Regions from separate parts of the Homo sapiens genome. Here region 1 is linked to region 2. The links are chromatin loops, found by intact Hi-C in ENCODE. Cell type or tissue: OCI-LY7. All regions are shown on one strand. Links, peaks and the distances in the headings refer to the core of each region. The heading gives the core; the rest is flanking DNA. Region 1 overlaps APLP2 (amyloid beta precursor like protein 2). Region 2 overlaps ST14 (ST14 transmembrane serine protease matriptase).

Region 1 (8,329 bases), core at 43-8,042, 62 kb after region 2:
ACTACGTTGTCTCTCTTACTCTCTAGTCCCCGTTCTCTAATTCAATCCTACATCTCTCCCTGGATGTGCCTGCCTGCCCACTTTGTTAAGACGGCACCATCCCATCACTGCACTGGAGAGCTGAACTCACCTTCAGTGCAGAGGTACCACACCTTTCCTTCTGTGACTGACTTACCTGTGACAGACGCAATGCAAAAGTCTAAGTGAATAATTACCACATGGATTTCAAAGCCATGGCTCTACATGGGGTTACCTTTGACATCATGAGTAATTTCCTTGTCTGACATGGTGCCGTCGCTGCCGGGTTCAGTAGGATTCTCCTCATTGTAGTCATCTCCTTTGAAGGTGTCATAGTAGTAATCTCGGTCCTCCACCACTTCCTCCCCTTCTTCCTCATCCTCATCATCCTCATCCACAGCTGCTTCTGTGAAGTCTTCCAGATCTGCTTCAGTAGGAAATTCACTGAAGGCCAAAATAGAAAAAAAGGAAGGTTAATAGCTCCTATGTGCAAAGCACAACAATGGGTCCCTTCTCTATTCTGAAACACAAAAACAGAGGCAGGAAATAAGCTCAACGCACATTTCACCGTGCCACTAAGCCCTGGGGCCCAGCTACATCAGCAAACGGGAAGTATTTGTGAACATTTGAATCTAATCATGATACAACAATAAGACAAATCCAAATTCAGGGATATTATGTTAAACAAATGACACGGACTCTTAAAAAATATCATAGTAACCTGCAGAAAATAACAGCTCAGAATGATGTAAACACAAAAATCACAGGTACTCCTGTGATTGGCAATGGCTAGAATGAAATGCAAGCTTAATCAACTCTAGCAGAACAAAGGAATGCCCAGTTTATCCAGAAGTGAGGGACTAGCAGCCAACAGCCGTCTTTACAGAAGGGCTAACAAAAAGGCAAAACGACTTCACAGTTCAAAGTAGAAGAGTTACCTTTTATAAACATCATAGTCTTCCTCTTCATCTTCCTCTTCCTCTTCCTCTTCATCTTCCTCTTCCTCTTCTTTTGACACAGATCCAATAATCTTTGTCTGAGGGCAGCACACATATTCAGTGCCATGGAACTGGTCTACCCCACATGGGAGCAGCATGCCGTAGCTATATAAGGTCATTCCCTGAGTCAGACATGCCTAAAAGAAACCCACAGGCCACATCAGAACATACTCCAGAGTAAACGTGGTCAAATACACTCCGATCTCTACCCTCCAAAATAAACCCTTATCAAATCACTTAGCAATGCTTTCTCTTATGAACACATACATTTTCTGTCAAAAAAAAATTGTAATAATATTATTGTAAGATTTATAAATTTTAATTTACAATGGGGAAACATGATCTGGTCCAAAAATACTGAAATCCCAAATGTGGAAAAAAGTCAGGAAGAGAGCATTTTTTTCTAATAATGACTAAAGCCAGATAAGGTGGTCAATGTTAATAGATACTCACCACTGGTGCAAGCACTACTTCAGTATTTGACCAAAGGAAGATTACTGACCAAAGAGCAGAGCCAGCCTAATTACAGAAGACAAGAAAGGGTACTTCTTGCCACCAGAAAAGTGAGATGGCATGCAGTCCTGCCTGTGCATATGTCCAGACCTATATTTTCTATCACTGGCGATTTCCATGCCGGCCTTAGGGTTAGGATGGTTTCCTGGGAGCCTCACCAGCAGCATACAGTATTCTCGCTCAGCCACCTCCTTAACATCCTCAACTTCAGGAGCTGACTGTCAACACTGAGCTCTCCTACACAAATACCTACTTCTCTCCCAAATATTTCTAACTTATAAGACAGAAGTAATTGTAAACCTTAAGGAGATAATGGGGGAAACATAACTAACTTAAAAGCATGGTGAGATTTGGAGAAAAGTGCTACTTCCCTCCTAACAGATACAACAGCAGCTGACTTTCCCCCCGAGTTCTCTTACCTCTTTGACTACCGTGTGCCAGTGCTGGTGATTCTCACACACCTCCATCCGCTCTTTGTGGAAAAACTGGCACTTTTCTGGAACTAGCAGGACATCACTTACAAATTCACCCACTGGAAAAGAGAATCTTTGTCAGAGCGGATCTGACCATGATTTCAAGGTGAAAATGCCCCTCACTGAAGTTTATGATGATAGTCTACACAGCCAGGAGCAGTCTCATGTATACGAGCAGATGCACATCTCGTACCTTCAAAGGCTGACTGGATGGTACAGTTCTAGCCAAGCAGCCACAAGAACTCACCAATCTGTCAGAGCCATGATGCCAGGGACCTTTTAAAAGCCCCCTGACTGCAGTCCCACTGCAGGGCTACAGCAACACGTGACGGGGAATATAATAGGATCACCTCCATGCCCGCCTCAGACACACACAGCTACTCTCCCCACATGGCTCTGCCTTCCTTATTCCTGCCCACACCTCTGTAATCAAATGCCCAAGAAACTAAAACCAGGTGTTCTACTCAAGTACAGATGAATCTTTAGACAAAACATGATGTAATAATTGAATCCAGTAAGAATAATCAATGATTAATTACAAAGGGGCAAAGGTGTCTTTACGGTGGGAAGCCTTGGCAAACTACCTCAGCCAGATAACCAATTTAACACCACTGATAACGAGCAAACTGGTGTGTGTGATGTCCTAAAAATAATATATCACCTACACAGTATTTCTGCCAAAATATATTATCATTTGAATCTAATCATGCTAAAACACTAAGACAAATCCAAACTCAGGGACATTACATTAAACAAATGGCATGGACTCTTAAAAAATATCATTGTCATGAAAGTTTTTGTTTCTAAAGAAAGACTAGGGAACTATCCTAGATGAAATGTAGTATGTGATCCTTTTAAAAAGGAAGCTATAAAAAACACTAGTTGGACACTTAGGAAAATTTCCAAACATGACAACTGTATTGTCATTATATATAGAAGAATGTCCCTGGCTCTTAGGAGAAACCAGCTGAAATACTTAGAAATGAACTGTCGTGATATCCCAACTTACTTTCAAATGGTTTAGCAACACAAAAATATACATATAAGATGCAGAGAGAGAAAAACATCAGGTAAAACTGGAGAATCTAGGTAAAGGGTACAGAGATATTCACTATTACATTTTCTAAAACTTGTCCCAAAAAGTCGGGAGAAAGATACACATAGCTGTTTATTTACAGGGAAAAGATGGTATGTGATTTGTTTCCAAATAATCAGGGTTGTGAGGGAGTGGGCCTATAGAAGGTGGAAGAGTGGCTCATGAACTGATGGTGGTTACAAAGCTGGGCAACCAGTACGTGAGGGTGAACGGTATCATCGTCTCTTGTTTGGCCATGTTTGTAATTTGCCACAATAAAAAGTTAGAAATATACAACACATCACTGGATGATCACCCCAAGACTCTGATCAGTAGTGTAAGGTAAGGCTCAGTAATCTACACTGGGCATACGTCTGCCATGTGCTCCACACAGTGTAGAGGGAGAGGAAGAGAGGGCGAGAAGGGTGCTTAGCCCAGGAAGAGATGCAGGAAGCAGTGGCAGGAAGATGCAGCTGGCAGACTAACCTCTGAGGTTAAGGGGGGAAAACCCTGAAAATATCATGAGAAAGTAATGTGGTCTAAGAAAGGGCTTAGGGCCCAGCTAGTGGGAAGTCTACACAGACCCACCCAGCCTCGCCATCATGGATGAGTCTCTCAGGATCCTCTGCCTTGGGCCTCGGGCGCAAGCACTGAAGTCAGTCTTTCTACCGCCCCAGTGGTAAGAGAAAGGGAGTTGCTGATGTGTAAGTAGGGGAAGATGGGCTCCTGACATGACAAGCTGTAGCAGTGTAACAGTCCCCCCACATGAAAACTGCATTACAAATGGCAGTCAGGTTTCTCAGCACTGCTAGCACAGGGACTTTGGGATCACACAGCTCAATGTGACACTGAAGCAGGATTGCGAAAGTGAGCCTGACATGCTGCTTACCCTTGAGGACCCCAAAGGCTCTAGGGGAGGCAGTACCTGCAAACAGGCTTTAGCAATCAACGAGACTTAAAAGCATTGCTTAAAAATAGCAAAAATACCAACAGTAAGCTAGAATCTGCCTCTACGAGAATGAACAACCCTGATACTCAATCTAAGTAGAAATTACTTCAATTCTGACATCCAACCACCAACTCACATGGTTTAATGTGATTATTCTGAATTAACTAGGCTGTTTTTGTTCATTTATGACAAAAAGCAACAAAAGTGGATGCTAAAGGAAAAGTATATGCAGGGTTGAATGCTAGGGTTCAATCTCAGCACTGTCATTTACTAGCAGAGTAACCTTAGCCAAGTTACTTAACCTTTCTGTCCCTCGGTTTCTTTATCTTGTGGGGACTAAATGACATAATCTATACAACAAGAAAAGCTTAGAACAGAAACTATTGTTCCACATGTGGGTTTGTTGTTTAAAATAAAAACAGAAACTGACACCTGGTAGGCACTATTGATGTTAATGTTAGTGAAGTCTTGAGGAACTAGTTTTATACGAACTATTCAACCATACTCATAAAGCAATGTATATTTAAGCAACAGTTAATGCACTTTAATTTGTAAAACCTCACTTTTAAATGTGCAACTGCAACATCAAAAAAATTTAAAGCAGCAATTTCACTACTAATCTATATTCTATAGAAACACAACAACTATTTTTTTTTTTTTTTTTGAGATGGAGTCTCGCTCTGCTGCCCAGGCTGGAGTGCAGTGGCGCAATCTCAGCTCACTACAAACTCTGCCTCCCGGGTTCAAGTGATTCTCCTGCCTCAGCCTCCCAAGTAGCTGGGACTACAGGCACGTGCCACCACGCCCGTCTAATTTTTTTGTATTTTTAGTAGAGAGACGGGTTTTCACCATGTTAGCCAGGATGGTCTCGATCTACTGACCTTGTGATCCACCCCGGCCTCGGCCTCCCCAAGTGTTGGGATTACAGGCGTGAGCCACTGCGCCTGGTCAGAAATACAACCTTTAACTCAATCTATACAACACCTTGGATAAACTAAAAAATGATGTAAAGTAAAAGCAAGCTGTAAAAGGTCAGGTACAGTATGATGCCATTAATGTAAATTTTAAAACACAAAAACATTGTTTATAGATGCATGTAAATGTTGCAAAAGAACTGAGACCAGCCTGGCCAGCATGGTGACACCCCACCTCTACTAAAAATACAAAAATTAGCCAGGCATGGTGGCATGCACCTGTAATTCCAGCTACTCAGGAGGCTGAGGTTGCAGTGAGCCGAGATCATGCCACTGCACTCCAGCCTGGGCAAGAGACTCCGTCTCAGAAAAAAAAAAAGATGGAGATGAAGCAAACATGACAGAACACTGAAGAACTGAAATCAGGAGGGTGAGCATATGAGCAACCATCACATTATGTCTCATCTCTTCAGGATGCTTGGTGTAATATTTCAGAATTAAAGTTTAAAATCAAAACCTTTTCGGAAATGCCAAAAATTTAATAAAATAATTAATTCCATGCTAAACCATAAAATTAAATGCCACTAATCTTCAGCTATTCCATGACTGAATCAATCTGTTCGATCTCTAAAAATCAAAAAAGAACACCACTGAATTTGAAAACAAACTAAATTCTAAAATTTAACTTTTTTTTTTAAGATGGAGTCTCACACCATCACCCAGGCTGGAGTACAGTGGCACAATCTTGGCTCACTGCATCCTCTGCCTCCCAGGTTCAAGCAATTCTTCTGCTTCAGCCTCCTGAGTAACTGACATTACAGGCGTTCGCCACCACACCCAGCTAATTTTTACTATTTTTAGTAGAGACGGGGTTTCACCGTGTTGGTCAGGCTGGTCTTGAACTCCTGATCTCAAATGATCCTCCCATCCCAGCCTCCCAAAGTGCTGTGATTACAGGCATAAGCCACCAGGCCTGGCCTAAAAATATATATATATATCTTTTAACAGTACTCTTTGATTCAACAATTCCAGTTCTAAAAAGATACCCTAAGGATGTCTGGACGCAGGGGCTCATGCCTGTAATCCCAGCACTTTATGAGGCTGAGGCAGGTGGATCACTTGAGGTTAGGAGTTCAAGACCAGCCTGGCCAACATGGGGAAACCCCATCTCTACTAGAAATAGTAAAAATGAGCCAGGCGTGGTGGCGAATGCCTGTAATCTCAGCTGCAGGGTGGAAAGGGGGACACGCAGGACCAAGGCCGCAGTCAGCCAAGATCGCGCCACTGCACTCCAGCCTGGGTGACGGCGACCCTGTCTTAAAAAGAAAAAGAAAAAAAGAAAAAGATACACACCCTAAGGAAATAACTAGGCAAGTGAATTAAAATATTCATTAGTGTTATTAATATCAAAAAACTAGAACAAACCTAAATGTCCATCGAGAGGGAATTAATTAAATGATGATACATATATACAACAGAATAGTATGGGGTTACAAGAAATATGGCTTATGTGTATATTTAACATGGACATTTTTCCATGGTGGTTTAATAATTTTTAAAATCATTGAACAAACAAACAAAAGGAAACCCACTGCGTATCTCTAACCCCTTCTTCAGGCTAGTTACTTAAGGCCAACTTTATCTTTTTTTTTTCTCCCAACCTTATCTTTTATTCAAAGATGTATGTATCCCTAAAAGTAGCACATGATAATAAAAGCTCAATAAATGCCAAATAAAAATAAACAGAACTTTAAACAGAGGAGCATACGTTGTATCATCACAGTTAGGGAAAAAACATTTAAAAGTATATACATTTCCATGTGTATCCAAAGAAAAAAATGTTCATCTATACCCCAAAATGTTAATCACAGTTAACTTAGTACAGAAACTGAAAATAATTGTTTTTGTCCCCTTCCCCCAATGCAAACTTCTTTTATTGAAAAATAAACCCCTTTTTAAAAAGTAGACTGAAAGAGGAAACACATTTCAATCCCAGCATCCGCTCTATCATTTCATTGCTACTCTCTGCCTTTGCTACAATTTTTCATCAGAAGCTCCTAGGGAAAAAAATTTACCTAGGCAGATCAGTATTACTCTGTTTTACAGAACATTGAAAATGGTTTGCTCTCACTTTAGTAATTTATATTCAAGCTGGTAACATCCTCAATTTTATCAGCGGAGTATAATATAATTGCCACAATTTCCTAAGTCACTGGACAAACATAAAGCTCTACTGTTTTTGCTGATCAATGAATATGGCAATATAGCAAAACCTAACCTATACAATATTCATTTAAGCTGCAGTTAGGATTTATCGCCAATTTCTAATCATCCCTGTGATTCAGCTTTTCTTTCCTACTACTTCTCTCCAGCAGTGCTATGGCAGCCATCCAGGTTTTAGAGCTTTTTCAGAGTTGCTGAAATTCCTTTCAGAATAAATAACAAAGGTTGTTTACCTACTTGAGGAAGCCTCCAACACCAACACCCATGCATATAAGTAAATCTACTACATACCCTGACATGACTATTACACACTATATGCCTGTATCAAAATATCTCGTGTACTCCATAAATACAGACACCTACTATATACCCACAAAAATTAAAAATTAAAAAAATAATAATAAATATACTACAAAAGTACACTCCAGGTGCAAACAGGAAAACCATGTAATTTAGGGAGCTGGTAAAAGCTGTACCCAGGTGGGAGAAAACAGCCTTATGTAATGAGGTCTGGTGGTCACCCCAGGTATGTTTCAGGGAAAACAGGGTTCAGAGAAGTGAAGGATCCACGCTACCTCTCGAGAGTGGAACATTCACCTTGCACAGGGGTCCACACCAGGAACAGGGTGAACTGTCAGTGGCTGTCATGAACTCAAAGGCTAGAAGACTTGCAAAAGGACACCTGCAATGGAAAAGTGAGCTATGCCAACAGACCAAGGTACAAATGCAGAAGACAGCACCTCAAAGCTGCCGAGACCAGTTTTGTTTTCAAAGTAGATATTAAATCAGAACTTTAGTAGTTTTCATATCGCAATAACACTACCTGTCCAAATCTCTGTCCAAAAATAACCAAAAACAAAAAACAAATCACCTAAGGCCCAGATCTGGGTTTCAAAATAGCATTCCCCACTAAAAGAAACCATGGTGTCTCAGAGAAAACAGACTCCAGGAGTGGAGTAGGGAAAATACAGAATGGACTTGGAGAATCTTTTGTATCAGAAAGTAAAGTTCTCAAAGAATGATAGGGACATGTTATAAGGACACAGGAACCAGCATAACGGGGCCCCCACTGGCCAAATGCAGACAATGTGTACATAGTAAGACAAATGAATGTAGATACCATCTTAGCCAGGTGATGAAACAAACTGGTATCGCACTACTCCTGC
Region 2 (8,329 bases), core at 169-8,168:
TGTATTATCCATCTCATTATTTTTAACCTTTCAATTGAGTTTTTCATTTTTGGTATCAAAATTTTAATTTCTAAGAGCTTTCTGTTTCTTTGAATTTTCCTCTTTCATGGCATCTTGTATTTGTTCCATGAATGCAAAACCTTCTCATCTTTATATTTCCATTGAGTATCTTTTCTCTGTTTTTGACTTTTTCTTCCATGTTGAAGACTTTCCTCAAATGCTGGGGGATCCTTGGTGGTTATTTTTATTTAGAAACAAGCTCCTGGCGGCTGTTTGGAAGCTCTGTGTGCATGCCTTGCCACAACTGGCTTCACTGGCGGGGACACAAGTGAGTGGCTAAACAGATTTTTTTTCTGGGCACTCCCAATGGTTAGACTATATACATCTTCCTGTGGATGGTTCCATTGCTCCAGAGAATAATTTTCTAATCTCCTGGCTGGAGTGATTTAAACCCAGCCACTAGCATTCAGGAACACGTAGGAGAAGAGACTCATTCCCCTTCTTTTCACCTCTCTCTACAGCCTTCCTCTGTACCTGGGGTTCTCAAGCCCACATATTCTTTGATTCAATCTCTCCAGACTATTTTTCCCATCCACTGTGGGAGTCTGCTGGGGCCTTTGTCTTTTTGCTTGGGGCCAAGGTGGAGATTTGGGTATTTCTAACAATGTCCTTTCTTGTCTCACCTCTGTCTTCTAGAATACTTGAGCCCAATCTTTTCTGAGCCTGGCAGAGAAGAGACCATTACCAAAGAAATACTGAAAGGATGTTTCCAAGAGCTGAAGAGAGTTGTAAATCTTCCAATTCAAAGGGCTCAGTGAATGGTGAGAAAGACAAATGAAACAGCACATATAGCCAAACAGATTGTATTGTGATGACATTTCAGAAGATCACGGATAAGAATGGATCCTCTACGCCTCTAGCTGTCATCTTTTCTCTCCCGTATTTTGCGTTTCTTCAGCGTTTGGTTCTACTTTGGGAATTTCTTTGACTTGCTCTTGCAAACCTTCCATTAAATTTAAAAAGCAGCTTCATTGAGGTATTATTGCATAAAATAAAGTGTATATATTTAAGTGTACAATTTTGGGCATCCATATGCACCCATGAAACCATCCACAGCTAAGATGATGCCCGTGTCCGTCTCCTTCAAAATCTCCTCCTGGCCCCTCCCACATGTTCCTCCCTGAATCCATTTCCTGTCCCCAAGAAACCACTCATCTGCTTCAGGCTGCTTTTCCCAGAGCTTTATGTAAATGGAATTCTGCAGTATGCACTCTTCCATCTGGCTTCTTTCACTCCGCACGATTCCTCTGAGACTCACGCAGGTTCCTGTGTGCCCAGCAGTGCATACCTTTTGGTTGTTGCTGCATTTATCCCATCGTTTGGACACACAACATGTGTTTACCTGTTCACCTATTGATGGACATTTGGGGTGTCTCCAATTTCAGGCCATTACAAACAGAGCTGCTAGAAACACTCCCGTAGCTGTCTTTGTACTGGCATATCAGCAATGAAAAACTGGAAACTAAAACTAAAAGACACCATTTACAATAGCTTCAAAAATATGAAATACTTAGAGGTAAATCTGACAAAAAATGCACAAAACCTGTACACTGAAAGATGTAAAATACTGCTGGGAGAAATTCTAAAAGACCTAAATTAGTTGAGCAATATACGCTGTTCATGGATTAGATGATTCAATATTAAGGTGTCTATTCTCAAAATTAGCTATAGATGCAATGCAATCTTTTTTTTTTTTTTTTTTTAAGATACAGGGTCTTGCTATGTTGCCCAGGCTGGTCTTGAATTCTTGGCTCAAGCAATCCTCCTGCATCAGCCTCCTGAGTAGCTGGGACTACAGGGTGCACCACTGCACCCAGCTGCAACTAGACATTTTTATGTTATCTTTGGAACTTCGCCTTTCAGGCTGGGTTTTCTTTAGACATCTGGTGGCCTCTGGTAGTCTAATCATATTTAAGAATGAGAAAACACAGATTTCGGCTACACTCTGAACAGACCATGTATGTGTATATATGTATAAGAAATGTAGGCCGGGTGTGGTGGCTCACGCCTGTAATCCCAGCACTTTGGGAGGCCGAGGCAGGCAGATCACCTGAGGTCAGGAGGTCAAGACCAGCCTGGCCAATGTGGTGAAACCCCATCTCTACTAAAAATACAAAAAAAATTAGCCAGGCGTGGTCGTGGACGCCTGTAATCCCAGCTACTCGGGGGGCTGAGGCAGGAGAGTCGCTTGAACCCAGGAGGCAGAGGTTGCGGTGAGCCAAAATCGTGCCATTACACTCCAGCCTGGGCAACAAGAGCGAAACTCCATTTCAAAAAAAAAAAAAGTAACAAAAGTGGCTGGGCGCGGTGGCTCATGCCTGTAATCCCAGCATTTTTGGAGGCCAAGGTGGGTGGATCACCTAGGTCAGGAGTTCGAGACCAGCCTGGCCAACATGGGGAAACTCCATCTCTACAAAAAACATAAAAAATTAGCCAGGTGTGGTGGCGGACACCTGTTATCCCAGCTATTCGGGAGGCTGAAGTACAAGAGTTGCTTGAACCTGGGAGGCGGAGATTGCAGTGAGCCGAGATCACACCACTGCACTCCAGCCTGGGCAACAGAGTGAGACTCGGTCTCAAAAAAAAAAAAAAAGATATTTAACAAAAGGGCCAGGCATGGTGGCTCACACTTGCACTGTGAAAGGCCAAGGTGGACAGATCACTTGAGCCCAGGAGTTCGAGACCAGCATGGCCAACACGGCTAAACCCAATTCAAAGGGCTCAGTGAATGATAAGAAAGACAGAAATACAAAAAACTAGCCAGACATGGCAGCATGCACCTGTAGTCCTGGCTACTCGGGAGGTTGAGGCAGGAGGATGATCTGAACCCAGGGAGGCTGAGGCTGCAGTGAGCCATAGTCATGCCACTGCCCTCCTGCCTGGGCGAGACAGAGACAGCAAAACCTCATCTCAAAAAAAAAAAGGAAAGAAAGAAACAAAGAAAAAAAGAAATGTAATGAAATAATAATTTATCATGTTTAGATGTATATCCAATTCACAGGGTAATTTCACAACCATTTTCTTACTGGATCTTCATGACAGTCCTGTGACTCATTCAAGACTGGCTGGTGCTATCACCCGTGTTATATAAAGAAGGCAGGGAAGAATGCTGATTTTGCAAGGTCACCCAGTACTTGGTGGCAGATCCAGAATCTGGTCCTGGTTTACTGCCTCCCAGTGTGGTTAGGTTCCAGAATTCTGGGAGCAAGGATTCAGGGAAACAGAAGACAGAGACTCCCATGAGAAGGGGTAAGGTGGCTGAGGGCATTGACTCAGGGGTCACCCCAGACTCTGCCACGGAGCGAGGCTGTCAGCAGTGGCGCTAGCTCAATGGTGGGTCCTCTGTCCTCCCTGCAGTGTGAGTTCTGTGGCTCCACCCAGCCTAAAAGTGCTGTCTAATCAGTAACTGGGCTGCTTCCTTTTATAACCTTAGCTCTTGGCTCCATTTTCAGGTGTAACAGAGATACTGTTGCATAATCCCATCGTTTTATTGATAAGAACACTGAGGATGAAAGAGAGGGAGTGGCCTGTCCAAGGTCACAAAGTTAATAAAGTCAGTGAAGCAGCAAAGCTCTTTTAACTCCTGGGTGGGGGAGGTGGGAGGGGGAGGTCTCAGGGAACTCCCATCCACTTAGACACTTAGACAACTGTAGGCATAACACCTCTCTACTGGGCCACAGCCGACAGGAGAGATCCTATGCCTGCGCCTGCTTTCACTTCTCCTGTCTCTCTTTCTTAAAAGTAAACATCTTTGCAGGTGCACACATAAAACGGTGCTATGAAGCCAGGTGTGTCTGCTTACCATAAACACAGATAGAGGCCATGTAAATATCACAGCCTCTTCCTGCTGGCCCACTGTAGTTAGATCCTGGCCAAAGGACCCAGAAACACAGCTCGGCTCCAGGCCACTCAGACAAGGGAACGAGGAATGACTTCCAGGCGGGAGGTTGGGGATAAAGGGCTCAGGACAAGCAGGGTACAGACCCTAAAGGGCCAGGATCTAACAGGGACCACCACTATCTCACCCAGCAGGGGCGAGATCAGACCACCATCCCACCCAGCAGGGACGAGATCAGATCACCACCATCCCACCCAGCAGGGACCACCGCCATCCCACCCAGCAGGGACAAAATCAGACCACCGCCATCCCATCCAGCAGGGACAAGATCAGACCACCACCATCTCACCCAAGAGGGACCACTGCCATCCCACCCAGCAGGGATGAGATCGGACCATTGCCATCTCACCCAACTTTCTGCAGGGAGCGAAGGGTCAGATCCAGAAACCCGGGAAGGGGAAGTGGAGAGGTCCTAGAGCACGCCCTATTTCATCTTATCTCATTGTCTGAGGCACACTAGAGCAACTGATGCATATCCTCCCCAAGGCCGGGCTCTCCAAAACGAAAAGAAAAAAAACACTGATTTCTAGAGGGCCAAAAAAGAGACCTATTTTATTTGATAATATAGGAAAGATTCTTGCAGCCAGCCTACTCCCATTAAGTCAGAGAAACTCACCAGGGCTGAAAGCTAAATGCTGAGCCAACAAAACTCTGTGTGAGTCAACCAGAGAATCCTCCCTCTGAGAGGAACGCTCTCCTGGTTCCTCAAACACACACTAAGACCTGCCACTGAGTGCAAACTCTCCAGGGCCCACGACCCCACTGGCTCTGGGGACCAACAAGTCCAAAGCCAGAATTTGCCATGGGCTGCTCAGAGCATGGTTATCCTTAGAGAAAAGCAATGGGGAAGGGCCCCTACACTTACCAACAACAAAAATACTACCAACTGCACACAAAGCCACACAAGATTCCAACCAAAGCAGACAGGGAAAAATGAAGCTTCGGGCCAGACCCTTTCTAAAGATCGTTCCTCATGTGGCTAAGGTTGGGTGTGATCTGCTGGGAAGGAAGCGGCTGAACCTGGAAACCTCAAGAGGCCCCTTGGAATCCTGGGGAGGGACCGTGAAGGGCAGTCACATGACAATGGGTAGCCTGCTTCTGAGGCTGAAGATCAAGGTCAAGGGGCAGGGGCGATGCCACCAGCTAGGGACACAGCTGTGCTGCCCAGACCTGAGACAAGGACAGGGTGGCTGGATTTGTGTGCTGCTGCCAAGTGCCACTGATTTGTGGCCAAGGCTCTTGACTGACACGCTCGGTGACTCCAAGGTGGGACGGATTTCAATCCCATGATGTCATCACCCCCACCAGGGTCATGAGAACCATAAACTATCCCTGTAATTGTTCAAGCGAGAAAGGAAAGTAGAGCCCGAGCACCTGCAAGGGTTTCCCCGGGGAAGAAAGCATTCTGTGGCAGGTCGAAGATGCCTTCCTTTGCAAGGGAAAGACCGAGCCAGCACAACCTCGTGGCCGCTCCCTGCCGGACTGGCTAAAGGTTGTGCTGGATCCTGGCCAGATTTCCCGGAAACCCAGCACGGCTCAAGCCCACCTGAGATGACAGCAGGGAATGACTGCCAAGAACAAACTCTGTGTTTGTCCCCTGGGCAATGCTGAGCTGAGAATGATACCAGAGGCATGTTGCAGGAAGGCCTCTTCATCAGGCTGCTGTTCATAAAAGGGACCTGTCTCCGGCTAGGAGGGACCCCACATAGACAGGCCCTCCCCAGTTAAATCAGCAGCCCCGGGGAAGCTCCAGCAGCTGTGCACAGAGCAGGCGGTCAGCAGGCTCCTGAGGGCGGGACTTCACCCCACCTGCCACCATGGCAGTCCAGGGCCCAGCACGGGGCCTCATAAAAGAGGACACTTGAGTGCTTATCTGGGGATGACCGATGGGCAAATGAGAAAGGAAAAGAAAGGCCACACTGGAATCCTCCCACCCACTCCCCAACCAGGGGTAATCGATCTCTCTAGAAGCCAATTTTCACGAAACCTGCAAAAGCCTATGGTTCCCATTGATCGCAACCCCCAGCATTTCCTGGACTTGTCTGGTCATGAAAAAGAACAATAACAATCAACTGAAACAAATGCAGTGTTTGTTCCACATCCAGATTCCCAAGCCCCTCTCCCTGGAGGTGCTGATGTCATGCATCAGGAGCAGGGCCTCGGATGTGGAAGTTTTTATTCAAGTGCTCCAGGTCATTCTTGGGAACCTGAAAGTTGGAGAAACTCCACCCACCATTTCCAGGAGGCTCACCCCTTCCTGTCACCAGGAGGAGAAGCTGGCTTAGAGTCTCAGCTGGTCTATTTTGAGCAACCACCTGGGATGAAGGGAAGCTGCTGTGCCAGGTCGAACTTTGCTTCCACGCCCTGGGGACCCTCCCACAATTGGTTATAAGCATCATCCCAGAAGTCCCTGAGGCTATCACTTTTCCCAGAAATACACACTCCAGCTCCTCCTGGGAGAGCACAGGGCCAGCTGCAGACCCAGCCAGCTGCTGGCAGACACCCCAAAACCCCGGCCCGCCCACCTTTCCCTTTGACCCGTCGCCGCCCTCAGCCGCCCCGCCAGAAGGAGCTGCTGGAAAACAGGTGGGGCTGCAGGGCCCCAAGGAAGATCCAGAAATATCTGTAGATCTGTAACCCCAGCCCATCAGGGGAACACAAAGCTGACCCACGGCCAAGAACTCCCACTGAAGGAAGTAAACCACAAGTCCCCACACCTGGTTACAGCCTGAAGGAAAGTCCCCCAGGACCTGACTCAGCCCAGCTGTGAGGACGTTGTCAACACAGAAACCCAGCGGTTCTCTGCCAGGGAGCAGCCAGCTCCTGCAGGTTTCAAGTCCCGTCCCAACTCCCAGCACTGCCCAGGGCCCTCCCCACGCAGCCCAAGGGACCAGGAGCCTTGTACAGAGCACCCTTGACATAAGTAACGCCATCTTAGAAAAAGACTTCATCTTAAAAAGAGCAGGACTTCGGCACCTCAAGATGCCCTCTTCACTGACACCATTTTGCTGTCATTCGTGATAAGCACCCAGCATCTGCCAACGAAGGCTCTGCCAACATCAGAAACTCTTCCCGGCAAGACCGACAAATGACCCAGCTCACACCAGGAGACTCTTTTTATCTTCGTGGCTCTTCCTGGACTGGTTTGTTAAACCCTTTTTCCTATCCCCTTTCTCTTGATGTTAAATGTTACTTTGATGTGGAATGTTTATACTTTTATATATTGGTTAAGAATATTATTATGTATAGTTTGCAATATTGACTGGAGTGGTTTGAGCCTGTGTGCCTGAGGCTCTGACTACGGAGTGAACAGGAAGTACTAAGGAGAGCTGTCTCTTTGGGAACTCCATGCGGCTCGCGCCTTGTGTGATTGAAGTCACATCAATAAGTCTGACCTTGTGGAAAGACACAAAGGTGCATGGACCCGGTTAGGACCTCGCACCGCTCATGAGAATTGGCACAGTCAGCTTACTGGGCATAGGTGGTATAGTCGATGCTAAGGCGAAAGCCTCCACTAAAACTTAAATTAGAAATCAAGCCGTTTGAAAAAACAAACTGCCACCCTCTTCAAAAAGAGACGTCATCTCACTTCACCTTGAAAGTCTAGCTCCCTGAGGAAAACCTCAGGTGATGAGGTTCTTTACCCAGGTCCTGTAGCTCCAAGAGCTGACAAGGTCTCGGCTGATGCCAGGCTAGGAAGCTAGTGGGGCCAGAAAGGCTCATAGCAAGCATGGTCTCAACTTAGGAGATGGCAGTTGGCAAAACAAAAAAATTTTTTGTTTTTGAGACGGAGTTTCGCTCTTGTCGCCCAGGCTGGAGTGCAATGGCGCCATATCGGCTCACCACAACCTCCACCTCCCAGGTTCAAGCGGTTCTCCTGCCTCAGCCTCCCGAGTAGCTGGGATTACAGGCACCTGCCACCGCACCTGGCTAATTTTTGTATTTTTAGTACAGACAGGGTTTCACCATGTTTGCCAGGATGGTCTTGATCTCTTGAACTCGTGATCTGCCCACCTCAGCCTCCCAAAGTGCTGGGATTACAGGCGTGAGCCACCGCGCCCGGCCTAAAAACAAATTTTTAACTCGGCTGAAAGAAGAGGAAGCCAATTATTGCATAACCCCTACTCATCCGGTTGGCTAAGGTGGGAAATCGAACCATTGCCCAAATAGAGTTGGAAGTCAGAAAGACTCCCTGTATGACCCCCTGAGGATGTACAGTCAGACTTGAGGACCCTAAAAATGTTAAGCCCCGCCAGGCACGGTGGCTCATGCCTGTAATCCCAGCACTCTGGGAGGCCAAGGCAGGTGGATCACGAGGTCAGGAGATCGAGATCATCTTGGCTAACACGGTGAAATCCCATCCCTACTAAA

The links. A loop is a pair of places that touch in the nucleus more often than their neighbours do. Peaks named below come from ENCODE experiments on the same cell type or tissue, not always from the same donor. Only the 100,000 strongest peaks of a DNase experiment are listed, where the experiment ranks them.
Region 1: it touches region 2 in a loop (4-fold over the local background); 2 of 110 quality-filtered maps call a loop at or near these places.

What each region holds. Positions count from the first base shown.
Region 1 is chr11:130,114,438-130,122,766 of GRCh38, reverse strand. APLP2 (amyloid beta precursor like protein 2) reads right to left here. Exons shown (of 17, transcript NM_001142276.2): 4 at 1,949-2,061; 5 at 957-1,153; 6 at 254-462. Among named protein-coding and RNA genes, the nearest start is that of ST14, 41 kb to the left of the region's middle. RefSeq lists an enhancer at 3,798-3,877. In OCI-LY7, for the core only: CTCF peaks have their summits at 5,024 and 7,969; DNase peaks (open chromatin) are centred at 586, 3,576, 4,436 and 7,836; H3K4me3 peaks cover 4,648 bases; H3K27ac peaks cover 7,502 bases.
Region 2 is chr11:130,176,977-130,185,305 of GRCh38, reverse strand. All of the region lies in intron 1 of ST14 (ST14 transmembrane serine protease matriptase), which reads right to left. Among named protein-coding and RNA genes, the nearest start is that of ST14, 21 kb to the right of the region's middle. RefSeq lists an enhancer at 4,469-4,528. In OCI-LY7, for the core only: a CTCF peak has its summit at 3,368; DNase peaks (open chromatin) are centred at 3,745, 5,265, 5,685, 6,685 and 2 weaker places; H3K4me3 peaks cover 4,970 bases; H3K27ac peaks cover 7,934 bases.